Linked DNA regions of Mus musculus: region 2 is linked to region 1. The links are chromatin loops, found by intact Hi-C in ENCODE. Cell type or tissue: heart. All regions are shown on one strand. Each heading gives the region's core, and the rest is flanking DNA. Links, peaks and the distances in the headings are about the cores only. Region 1 overlaps Pwwp3b (PWWP domain containing 3B). Region 2 has its middle 13 kb from the start of Platr21.

Evidence for each region. Hi-C counts contacts between places; a loop is a spot of excess contacts. Peaks named below come from ENCODE experiments on the same cell type or tissue, not always from the same donor. Only the 100,000 strongest peaks of a DNase experiment are listed, where the experiment ranks them.
Region 2: a loop joins it to region 1, with 6 times the contacts of the local background. A loop is called at or near these places in 7 of 42 quality-filtered maps.

The regions. Positions count from the first base shown.
Region 1 is chrX:139,216,326-139,221,708 of GRCm38, reverse strand. The region is part of intron 4 of Pwwp3b (PWWP domain containing 3B); the gene reads right to left. Among named protein-coding and RNA genes, the nearest start is that of Pwwp3b, 9.0 kb to the right of the region's middle. In heart, for the core only: a CTCF peak has its summit at 2,497 (motif pointing left); no DNase peak of the experiment used is centred there; H3K4me3 peaks cover 1,748 bases; H3K27ac peaks cover 1,568 bases.
Region 2 is chrX:139,366,715-139,372,097 of GRCm38, reverse strand. No RefSeq gene overlaps it. Among named protein-coding and RNA genes, the nearest start is that of Platr21, 13 kb to the right of the region's middle. In heart, for the core only: CTCF peaks have their summits at 2,785 (motif pointing left) and 5,013 (motif pointing right); no DNase peak of the experiment used is centred there.

The DNA of each region.
Region 1 (5,383 bases), core at 170-5,169:
AGTGACTTGAATGTATGAAACTAGAAGATAGTGGTTTAAAAAAGAGTTGGGGAGGGTGGAGGACTGTTTCAGCAGTTTATAATGCCTGCTGCTCTTTCAGCTAATCTGAGTTCATTTTCCCAGCACAATATCAGGAAGCTCACAACTGCCTACAACTCCAGCTCTAGGAAATCCAACATCCCTTTTTTGGCTTCCATGGACACGGACACGCATGCATACACACACACACACACACACACACACACACACACACACACACACACACACAAATAAATCTTTTAAAAATAAAGAAAAAATTATAGGCACTAGGTCAAGACCTAAGTCTGTGGCTAGGAAGATTATTTAAATTATTTTACAAAGGTACTTTTCTAATGTGCTAGGACCTAGGTTCATTGCAGCCACTGTATGAAGGGAATGAGTATGTGTGCTGCTGACAAATGGGAGACAGGCAGGGGCGCAGGGACTCCATCAGGGATACCATTTCCGTGATTACTTGGGTAGTCTTGCAGCTTTCACAGTTTAGTCTAGGGATTGCTCTTTTAACTTGGGTAAATTGCCAGAACTCTTTATCTACCCATATCAGCCTGATAGAATTCAGGGTCTGTGTCTCCTCCCGCTGGCCCAGATAACATAGTAAACTATCATTAAGAGGATGACAGTCAGAGGTTTGGAATGACTGACATAGCTACGAATTGTCAGGGTGCTTTCCAAGCTTTTCTTGTGAGTCATATGGTTGGCTTGGACACGACAGACTTCCAAAAGTAGCTATCATTGTGAATATTTTTCTAATGTCATTGTAGAGTTTTAACATACATTTTCCTCAACTTACAGTCACATTCAAAGGAATTCATTAGACCTTGAAACCATCACAGTTAAACCACATTTGAGTTGTTGTGTGGACATACTAGGATAAACACACATACAGACAGACACACACATACACACAGACACACACACAGAGAGACACACACTGCCCCCTCTCTCACTCCAGAATCACTAGTAGAGATGGCTGTGGTTCCATATAATTCCAGCAGTAAGGAAGCAGAGACAGGCAGAGGGCTGTAAATTCTAGACCAATCTAGTCTACATAGCCAGTATCAGGCTGGCCTGGACTATAGAGTAAGACCTTATCTCAAAAAAACAAACCACAGGGGGCTGGAGGAATGGTTAAATGCACTGGCTATTTTTTTCAAAGGTCCTGGGCTTGAATCCCAGCAGCCACATGGTGGTTCACAAACCATTTCTAACTCCTGTGCCAGGGGCTCATCACCTTCCTTTGTCTTCAAGGGTATTACACATAGGTGTCACACAGACAACCCCCCCCCCACACACACAAAATAAACAAGGGAGCAAACAAACAAAAAGAGCACTGGCAACAGTGCTCTGCCCCAAACAGTTTCCTGTCATGACCACATGACTGAACGTTGTCTTGATTCTCACTCCAGCTGAGTTCCAGTGGAGCCTTTACTCTGCTGGACACACCTGCATTTGCACTGACATTTTTTTTAGGGAGGGGGGGCTCAAAATGGATCACAGGCCACTGCCTACATCACTTGCAATTGTGATATTAACTGAGGCTGTGCCAAAAGGGAAACAGCACTTTGAGTAATTTGAAAGCTGTGGCCCACTGCTGCTACCCTGCATTGACAAGAAAGTTGAGTGGCACTACACAGTAGTCCAAGTCTAGGAAAAGAAACAGATTCAAAGCATACTTCCTACTGAGGGCCAGTGTTTTCTGAAGCAGAATAAAGCTGAAGAAACTCAAATGGAATCATTGGCCATAGAGAACCACCTGTACTTCTTTCTTTCCCAGCATTACAATGTGTGCTTTTTCATTTGCTATGTCATGGCTACCGAACCAGAAACAAAAGAAACCCTACTTCGACTCTTCAACTTCCTATGTTTTTCACATGAACTGTTTCATGAAATGGAGGGCTTGTACCCTCTGTCACGTGACCTGTGGTGGTCTGGGCCTGTGATCCAGCTGTCTTGCTTCTCACTCCAGCTGCTTTCCCAGCAGAGTCTGGACTCTGCTGGGCATTTCTGCCATTGCACAGGCTTTCTCGTGCTCACATGGACCACAGGTGCACTGCTCATGCCACTTGCAAATGTGGTATTAGCTGAGATGGTGCCAAAAAGGAGCAGAGAATCAAACTCTTAAAATGGATAAAAAGTGTAAATAAAATTCCCTATCAAGACTGTTGTAGGCATGCCATTTTGCTAACAGAAAATGACCAGGCAGAGACAGAAGAGAACGGAAATAACTATGAGCCAGAGCATATGACCTCCATTTGAAATGTTTAGAGCCCTCACATCAGTCTTCGATGGGGCTTTGTCTTCCTCACACACAAAGAGGTTTTCAAATGAATTCCCATTATATACTACTTGCTGCCTTACACTTTAATAATACAAAATGTGTTTCACTGTTTTGTTTGCTCACTTCATAAAAACACTTGTCTGGAGAAGAATTAAGCTATCTGGCAAGCGCCATCTTGTGTCCAGAAGCAGAACTGTCACTACCATGTCCTTGTGAGAAGGGTGGGAACTACATCTTGCCAGCCAGCAGCTTTCTCAGGCTTCTAGAATATACCAGGCTGAAAATCAGAGCTTTGTTATACATTGCACAAAAGGTGGAATCCAAATGTCTCTACTTACAAAAGTCTTTACTATAGATAAATGTCATGTCTACTGAAAATATTAAATATGGGGAAGCTACAAAAAGTATAATTTTGGAAAGATTAACTCTACTAATAATTGCCTGTAGAGTGTATATATTCATACATATTATTAGAAAACAGCTTTTTTGTTTGTTTTGGCTCTTTTAATCAGGGGGCTGTTCTGCAACCCAGGCTGATCTGCACATCACAAGTTAACTTTAAAACTCAAGGCAATCCTCCTGCCGTAGGCTCTTGAATGCTGGGATTACAGATACAAGACACCATACCTGGCAGCCAGTTTGGTTCATTATAATGCACTGTTTTAAATTCTATCCCCTGCCCCAACTTTGAAGCATGTTATTCCAAGTTTTTTTCAATATTATTGCAAAGTGACTAAATGCAAATTAAAGATGATTTTAAGTCCAGCACGTTTGTTCATGCCTACATTCTCATCATTCAATGGGCTGAGGCATGAGGACTGTTAAAAAGGCAGCCTAGAACTCCATAGCTCCAGGGAAGCCTGGTCTATAGAGAGCCTGTTTCAAAACAAAACAGAACAAAACAAACAAACAGGGGCTACTTTAAAACAGAGATGGTTAAGACTGCTTCTACCCCATCACATACAAATTCCATTAGAAGATCACCACCCCGCCTTTTTTTTCCCTGATTTGCTGACACACACTTTGTTAATCATAGTTTTTCTCTTTAAATAACTTACAACACTGAAGGCATTCTAAACTTACTTTCTTCCACCGACTTGTACTTTGGAGACAGCTTGTCAAAGCACAGCTTCAGACCTTTATTTGGCAGTATTGGGACATTCCATAGGATTGAAGTATCGTGCTGCAGAACACTTTTAAAACTGCTTAGAGAGTTAAACCAAGTCCCCGAGCTCGCTTTTAAACTGAGATAACACAGAAAAAAAGAAAAGAAAGAAAGAAAAGAATGGTTCTTACGGTTCACTGCTCTCTCTACCTGTGGCCTGAGAGGCGCCCTCACAAGCAGGATACACGCAGGGCTGTAGTCTACCCAACTTGGCTCCTTGCTTGACTGGGTCCAGAAAAAAAATTCCTCTCTCAGCAAAAAGAAAGGGTTATGAGAGCACGTATCTCTGTGTGGACTTGTGTGTGTGTGTGTGTGTGTGTATGTGTGTGTGCGCGCGCACGAGTGTGTTTGAAATAAAATAGTCTGCTATCTCAGCATCATTTTGCTTTTCTAATTATAAAAATTATCAGGGAATAAAGCAATTCTGAAAATGCTGAAAGCAGTTAAAATATAAAGGAAAGGTTATGTCTCACTTCTGCCACCACCAACTACACCCAAACAGTGGGAGACACAAGGAGTCTAGTTTCCCGCCCCCGCCCCCAGTCAGGAAAACACGCATTTTTTTTTTTACAAGTGATATCACTCAACAGCGTATCTAAATCTCCTTCCAAGCCCATGTATCTTTCTATGTCATTCATTTTATGTTTGCGTTTTCTGCCAGTTTTTTGGCAGAATGCAAATGTTTAAAACAAAATCCGATTAAAAAAAAAAAAACTGTACCGGAGACAAAAACATGGAATGCCACGTAAGAAAATGAACATGAACGGCATGCCTCACTGAAGTCTTATTTTAGAAGCTGCAATCTGATCACCTCTCCCCACACTATGGACTTTCAAATTATCCGAAAACCCCAAATTCCACAAGATTAATTCCACCCGAGTTAGGACAGATCTATCAAAACATTATTGCATTCCCACCTCTCCCCGGCAATAATCTCTATTTTCTTTTTCCACCTTCCCACCGAAGCGCGACGAAATTGCCAGAAAATAACGGGCTTTAAGACAGCCATTACCTCCTAGCTCCTAGTCTGCTGCTGCCGCCTGGAGAAGTGCAGCCCCTCCCCCAGGACGAGCGCTGCTGCGCGCTTCCCACAAGCAGGCATAAGCTCCTCCCCTTCGCATGCTGGGGGCTGCAGGGGAAGAGCCCCTCGGGGAGGGGCGAAAGCCACCAGCTCCAACTCAGACTTGTTTCAGTCTGAAAAAAGCAACGTGCTTTTTTTTTTTTTTTTCAAACTGGAAAGCAGAAAAGGCAACATGTGTCCTTTACTTTGCAGTCAGAGCGCCAGGGTGGGCGATCCCCTCCCCGAAAACACTGCAGAAATGCCTTTAACATAAACTGAAGACCTACATAAGAATAGCTTTTTGCAACACATAAATGTTTTGTTTTGTTTATTCTGCCATTTTATTTCTGCAAACTAAATTAAGATCCAGCGGCTCAAAATGTATTTAAAATATTTGCCATGCCCTTCTTCGTGATTGAGGTGAATTAATAATACCTTATTTGGGGGAAAATTAAGTCTTTGAAAGATTAATTTTCCTGGTCCTGAGATTATATGCTTCCCCCACCACTTGCTGTGGTGTGTGTGTGTGTGTGAATGTGTGTACTGTTTATGAGTGTGTGCATATGAGTGTGTGGGGGGCATGTGTGTGTATGTGTTTGTGTGTGTGAATGTGTTGTTTATGTGTGTGTGTGTGTGTGTATATGAGTGTGTGTGGGGCACGTATGTATATGTGTTTGTGATTGTGAGAATGTGTTGTTTATGTGTGTGGGGCACGTGTGTGTATGCGTTTGTGTGTGGGGTGTGTGTGTGAGAATGTGTTGTTTATGTGTGTGCGTGAGTGTGTGTGGTGTATATGACAGTGTGTGGGTATAATCAAGTCTTATTCATCCTTCTAAACCTT
Region 2 (5,383 bases), core at 234-5,233, 150 kb before region 1:
CGGCTTCTCTCCGTTCTCTCATCTCCCCACATCACCCAGCTCAGCATGGCCATGTCCACTCTGGACTCTCCCAGATGTCCCTGTCTCTGGCTGTGTTTTCTTTTTTATCTACAATAAATCTCTCCTCCACCATACCTAGGAGTAGTCACGTCCTTCCTTTTTATTTAGTTATCTTTCACTCAAAAAACACGTAACAGTTTCATTGTTAGACAGTCTTCTGGCTGGCTTGTTCTCAGTCAATACACACACACACACACACACACACACACACACACACACACACACACCAGAGAGACAGACAGAGAGACAGGACAGAGACACAGAGAGCAATTCTGCCTTCTCAATGTATTTTCTTTGAGACAGCTTTCATCTAATATTAAACAAAAATGTTTGTGCGTGCACACAGCGTGTCTCTGTGTGTGCAAGAGTGTGTGCATGTGTGTGTACGATATATATGTGACACAACAATGTGTGTGAAAGTCAGAGCACAACACTGTGAAATCAGTTGTCTTGAACACAGTTTGCTATGGTAGTTATATGGCTGTTTTGTTGTTGTTGTTGTTGTTGGTAGTGTTGTTGTTTACAACTACCTAAAATATTGTCTTTTAAAACAGATGAATGCCTGATGGAAAATAAAAACTCTTGAAATTCTCTTTGGAAAATCAAAGAGAGCCCCTTTCAGCTTAGATCGCTATCTGAAAAGTTGAGATTCAGAGGATTAAAGAGCCCACAAAGTAACAAATGACAGGGCGCAGAGTGGCCATTCTGAAGTGGCCATTGAGTGCTTGTATGAACACCTCTCCATAGGAAAGAACTCCCTCCCTCAAGTGAGACGATTGCATTTTTAGCTTCTTATCCAAATATAAAACTCTGGGAACTAGACATCAGCTGGGCACAGAGAGCCCAGGAGAATGCGTAAACATGGCCAAGACTGAAGTTGTAAAGATGTAGTAAGAGCGCATACAAACCATAAAGCATGATCACTTTTATGTAGTTTTCACTTAGGACCAGATTTAACGTTGGGTGGTCAGCAGAACAAACAGAAATCATATGACGATTAAGCATTAGCTAGGGATGGTGGCGCATGCCCATAGTATAAGCACTTACAAAGTTGGGCTTGGACAATCACAAGTTTAAGGACAGCTTGGGGTGTGTGTGTGTGTGTGTGTGTGTGTGTGTGTGTGTGTGTGTGTGTGTATGTGTGTGTGTGTGTGTGTGTGTGTGTGTGTGTGTGTATGTGTGTGTGTGTGTGTTTACTCATGCTGCAGAGTGTATGTGATAGAGGATTACCTTCAGGTATTTATTCTCTGCTTTTATCATGTGGGCTCTGGGACCCTCTAAACATGTTCCTTTACCCACTGAGCCTAAGAAAGCAACACCTAGGGATTCTACCATCTAAGCATTCCGCTTGCGACTTGAGGTTCTATGGACTTTCTTGGTAAGGGGACAGCTAGCCAATAAATTTGTAAAAAGGTTGGCTCACCACTTTTCCATGGAGGAAGCTACCCAGAGTCAGAGCCGAAAGCAGCTGCTGGTCTAAAAGATACGAGGCTCCTCTGGGCCTGGAGCTACAAATTCTGTCCCTTCTGTGCAGAAGGCCACAGAAATTACAGCCCAGTTTCTGAACTCGTTTTTCTGGAATCGGCAAATGCCCTTAGGGAAAAGAAGATTTCAGTACTGGAGCTTTCTGGCTCTCGTTGTTTAGTTCCATTTAACCACTTCTTAGTTCTTAATGCATTTCTTTTATATTCTGTCTAGTTTGTAGTTATATTCATTGCAACAGTTTAACCATATTAAGGAGCCCAAGACTCCTATAAGGCAATTTGTGTGCTGTTGTGCTAACCCCTGTCCTTTTCTGGAGTATGTCTTCCTTCCAGTTGCTCTCCACAAAGTAGCTAAAGCCTCTTTCTAAGATACCACTTAAAAGGGCTGGAGAGATGGCTCAGCAGTTAAGAGCACTGACTGGCCTTCCAGAGGTCCTGAGTTCAATTCCCAACAATCACATGGTAGCTCACAACCATCTGTAATGGGGTCTGATACCCTCTTCTGGTGTGTCTGAAGAGAATGATGGTGTATTCGCATACATAAAATAAGTAAATAAATCTTTTTAAAAAAAAAAAGATACCACTTAGCACTTAGATAATGTTATTTTTCAAGGGACAAGTAGAAATCTTTAAAAGTTCGCTTTTAGCTTTAAAATAGAAATCAAATTCTTCAGTTTGGGTGGTTGGACTAAAAACTCCCTTTTCCTACTTTATTGGTTCACAGAATAAGCATTTACTGCGTGGGGGATGTGTGGCTCTGGCTAGGTCAGATAGTGTTTCCTGTCTTGCCTCTGAAGGATTTCTATATGTTGTCTGTCTTAACTTCTTGTAAGAAGGAAGTCAGAACCCAGATCGGAGGAACTCCTATACTAGTCCTCTTTCTTTTATAACATAAATCAAAACTCAGATTTAAGTCTATTCAATTTGGATATCCTAATAAATTAACTAGACAGAAGTTCAACTCCTACAAGTTATACTGGCCTGTTTGTATTTTTCTCTGAGTTTTGGGCCATTTGCTATGTGAATTTGGGCTACGAAGTTTTGAAATTGAATTTATCATTGTCATCTACTTTGGGGCAACCTTTATAGTTACGAGGACACCTACAAGTAAAAAAAGGGGGGGGGGCTTCAGCTAAGTTTTGTCTAATAAATGTGGGTCTGATTATGGGATGTGATTTCAGGATGCTCCAAACAGAACAGCCTGATTTCAAACAAATCTACCCCCACCTGCTGGTGGTTCCCAGAAATACTAGCCAAAGATGTGTCTGAAGTAGGCAAATCTAGTCATATTACAAGACGCTAATTTTGACCTCTGCTGCTTAGAAATCTTGAACCAATTCTTTTTTTTTTCTTCCTTCTCTAGGATTCAGTTTTTTCCATGTGTATAACTCGGGTACTTAGGAGAATGACCTAAAAACTGTCCCATTTCTGATGGATAAGACTTCTGTGTTCAGTGATACTTGGGTGGCCAGGATATGACCAGTGGCATATGGGCTCCCCTGAGTTCTTTTTCTTCTCTTGCATTTAAGTGGCAGAGAAGCATTTGCTGCAAGAATAAGGGGAATGAAGACGACGTATAAAAGCCATTCACTGCCTTTTTAAAGGCAGGAAGGCACGCAGCACTTGTTTACAAAAGTCAAGTCATTTAAAAATGGCTCATCAACAGTAAAAATCCTAAGCTGTGCAAAACTGCCAGCTCAGATAGTTCCTAGTCAATGAGAGTTTGCAGTTGTAGATAGTTTGCTTAATAGTCTCATTGGTCTGACTAAATGCAGGATAAGGAGCAGCTTAAAGGAAGAATTTAGTTGGGCTCATGGTCTGAGGATATAGTCCATCATAGTGAAAAAGCATAGTGGGAGTAGCTTGTGGCTGTAGCTGCAGAAGCATAAGGCTGTTCACTGACATCTGGGAGAATCAGGAACCAGACAAAGGGAGATGCTAGTGTTCTACACATTTTCTTCTCTGGTCCTCCAGGCCAAGGAATCCTGTCACTCACATTCTTAGGAGGTCTTTCCACATCAGTTAAAACGCCTCTCTAGAAATTAATTCCAAATATGCTTAATGAACACTCCTGGCCATTTGTGTGTAGAACATATTTCTTTTTTAAATTATGTGTGTATGGGTGTATAAGCAGATGAATTCGAGTGTCTCCAAAAGCCAGAAGTATAGGATCACCCTGGGGCTGAGATTTATAGATGGTTGTGAGCTATCTAACATGGTTACTGGAAATCTTACTCAAGTCCCCTGGAAGAATAGTATGTGCTCTTAACCAGGGAGCCATGTTGCCATTCCTCCTAGGCATTTCTTAATCCAAATAAATTGACAATTAGAATTGGCCATCAGAGCAAGGCACAGTCAAGCTTAATTACTTTCACCTACTACTGAGCAAAGAGGAGAAGAGGACATGTTTCCGTTTGAACAGTTGAGCTAACAAAAAAAAAACGAACTTTAAGTCCACTTGGATTTCAAGCTTTCCACATACATGCCTTAGGAGGACTAACAATAGTGAACACTATGGGTCTATATTGTTCATCATTCATTTTATGCAAGGCTCTGGAAAGGCCCCCTCCTGAATTGCTTTGCGATAGGCAAAAACAGCGACAACAACAACAACAAAAACAAAAAAACCCCACAGATTATAGAATTAAGTAGAGAGATTTTTTTCATCCTCTGGTCCATGAGGGCAGTATTCACAGTAGTGGCAAGAGCCTTCTAGTTTGTGAACTGTAATCCTTCCAGAGACACCATGTGGTGTGTTTCCTAACTGTTTACATTTCCTGAATGAGAACCCCCAAGGAAGGGAGCCTTATAAACAAAGAAACTTGAATTGTGTTGGACTCCTTAGGCTCCTCTGTAAGCCAGTTCTCACTGGCCTCTGTGTCTGCCTTACTGTTTTCTATGACTTCACTCTGGAATTTGTGATGTATGTTAGGCTCAATGACCTATGACCTGTATTTAAATCTTAAAAAAATTTTTTTGAGATGTTCATGTGAGTAGCCAATAGAATATGATCATATATAATCCCATGCCCCCTCAACTACTTCTATATACCCCCAACAAGAGTGCTTTCATTTTTTTCTAATAATACAGTATAGGTAGCGCTGCCCATGTGTGCATGGGTGTGGGGCCATCCACTGGAGTACAGGAAACTTACCAATAGCCACATCCTACATAAAGAATGACCTTCCTCTCCCAACAACTGGGGAGGAGAGGCTACCTGAACCTTGAGAAGGATGGCCTCATGGTTTTGTAGTTTATCTCCCTGATGACTTCATCTCCTTCCTTCTTGAGACTATAAAAGACTTGCGTAATCCATTTATAGAGGAAACCATGTTTATCTAGAGCTCATGTACTTAATGTGAGTTTGTGTTCCTAGAGCATATGGTCTTTTGTGTTGGTTCATAATAAAGTGTTGGGCTTTTTTTTTTCCAGCATGTTTTTTACAGTGACAGATAAAAATGCCAGGCCTTTCCACATGATGGAGCTAGAACAGCAGGCCATTGGAATGCCCTGGTTTGCTAGGTACTTTCTTGAAGAACCTATCTGTTGACCTTTGCCTTCCTCCCACCCCCTCTACAGTGTTAGTAAAGAACTTTCACTTCAATTTTGCACTTCCTGGATAAAAGATAAGGTTTCATCTTGGGGTGACCATAATCACTGAAGTTACTCTACAGTTCTCCAAGCTTTGTCTTGGGGGTGTACACTTGGGGCGAAAAAGCACTATGAAAAATGTCAAAGTACTCTTGGGAGTACTGTCCAGATGGAGAATTCCTGCTGAATCAAATCCTCACCATAAAACGCATTGGGAAGCTTTCCTAAACTTTCTCCTAACCCCTGCG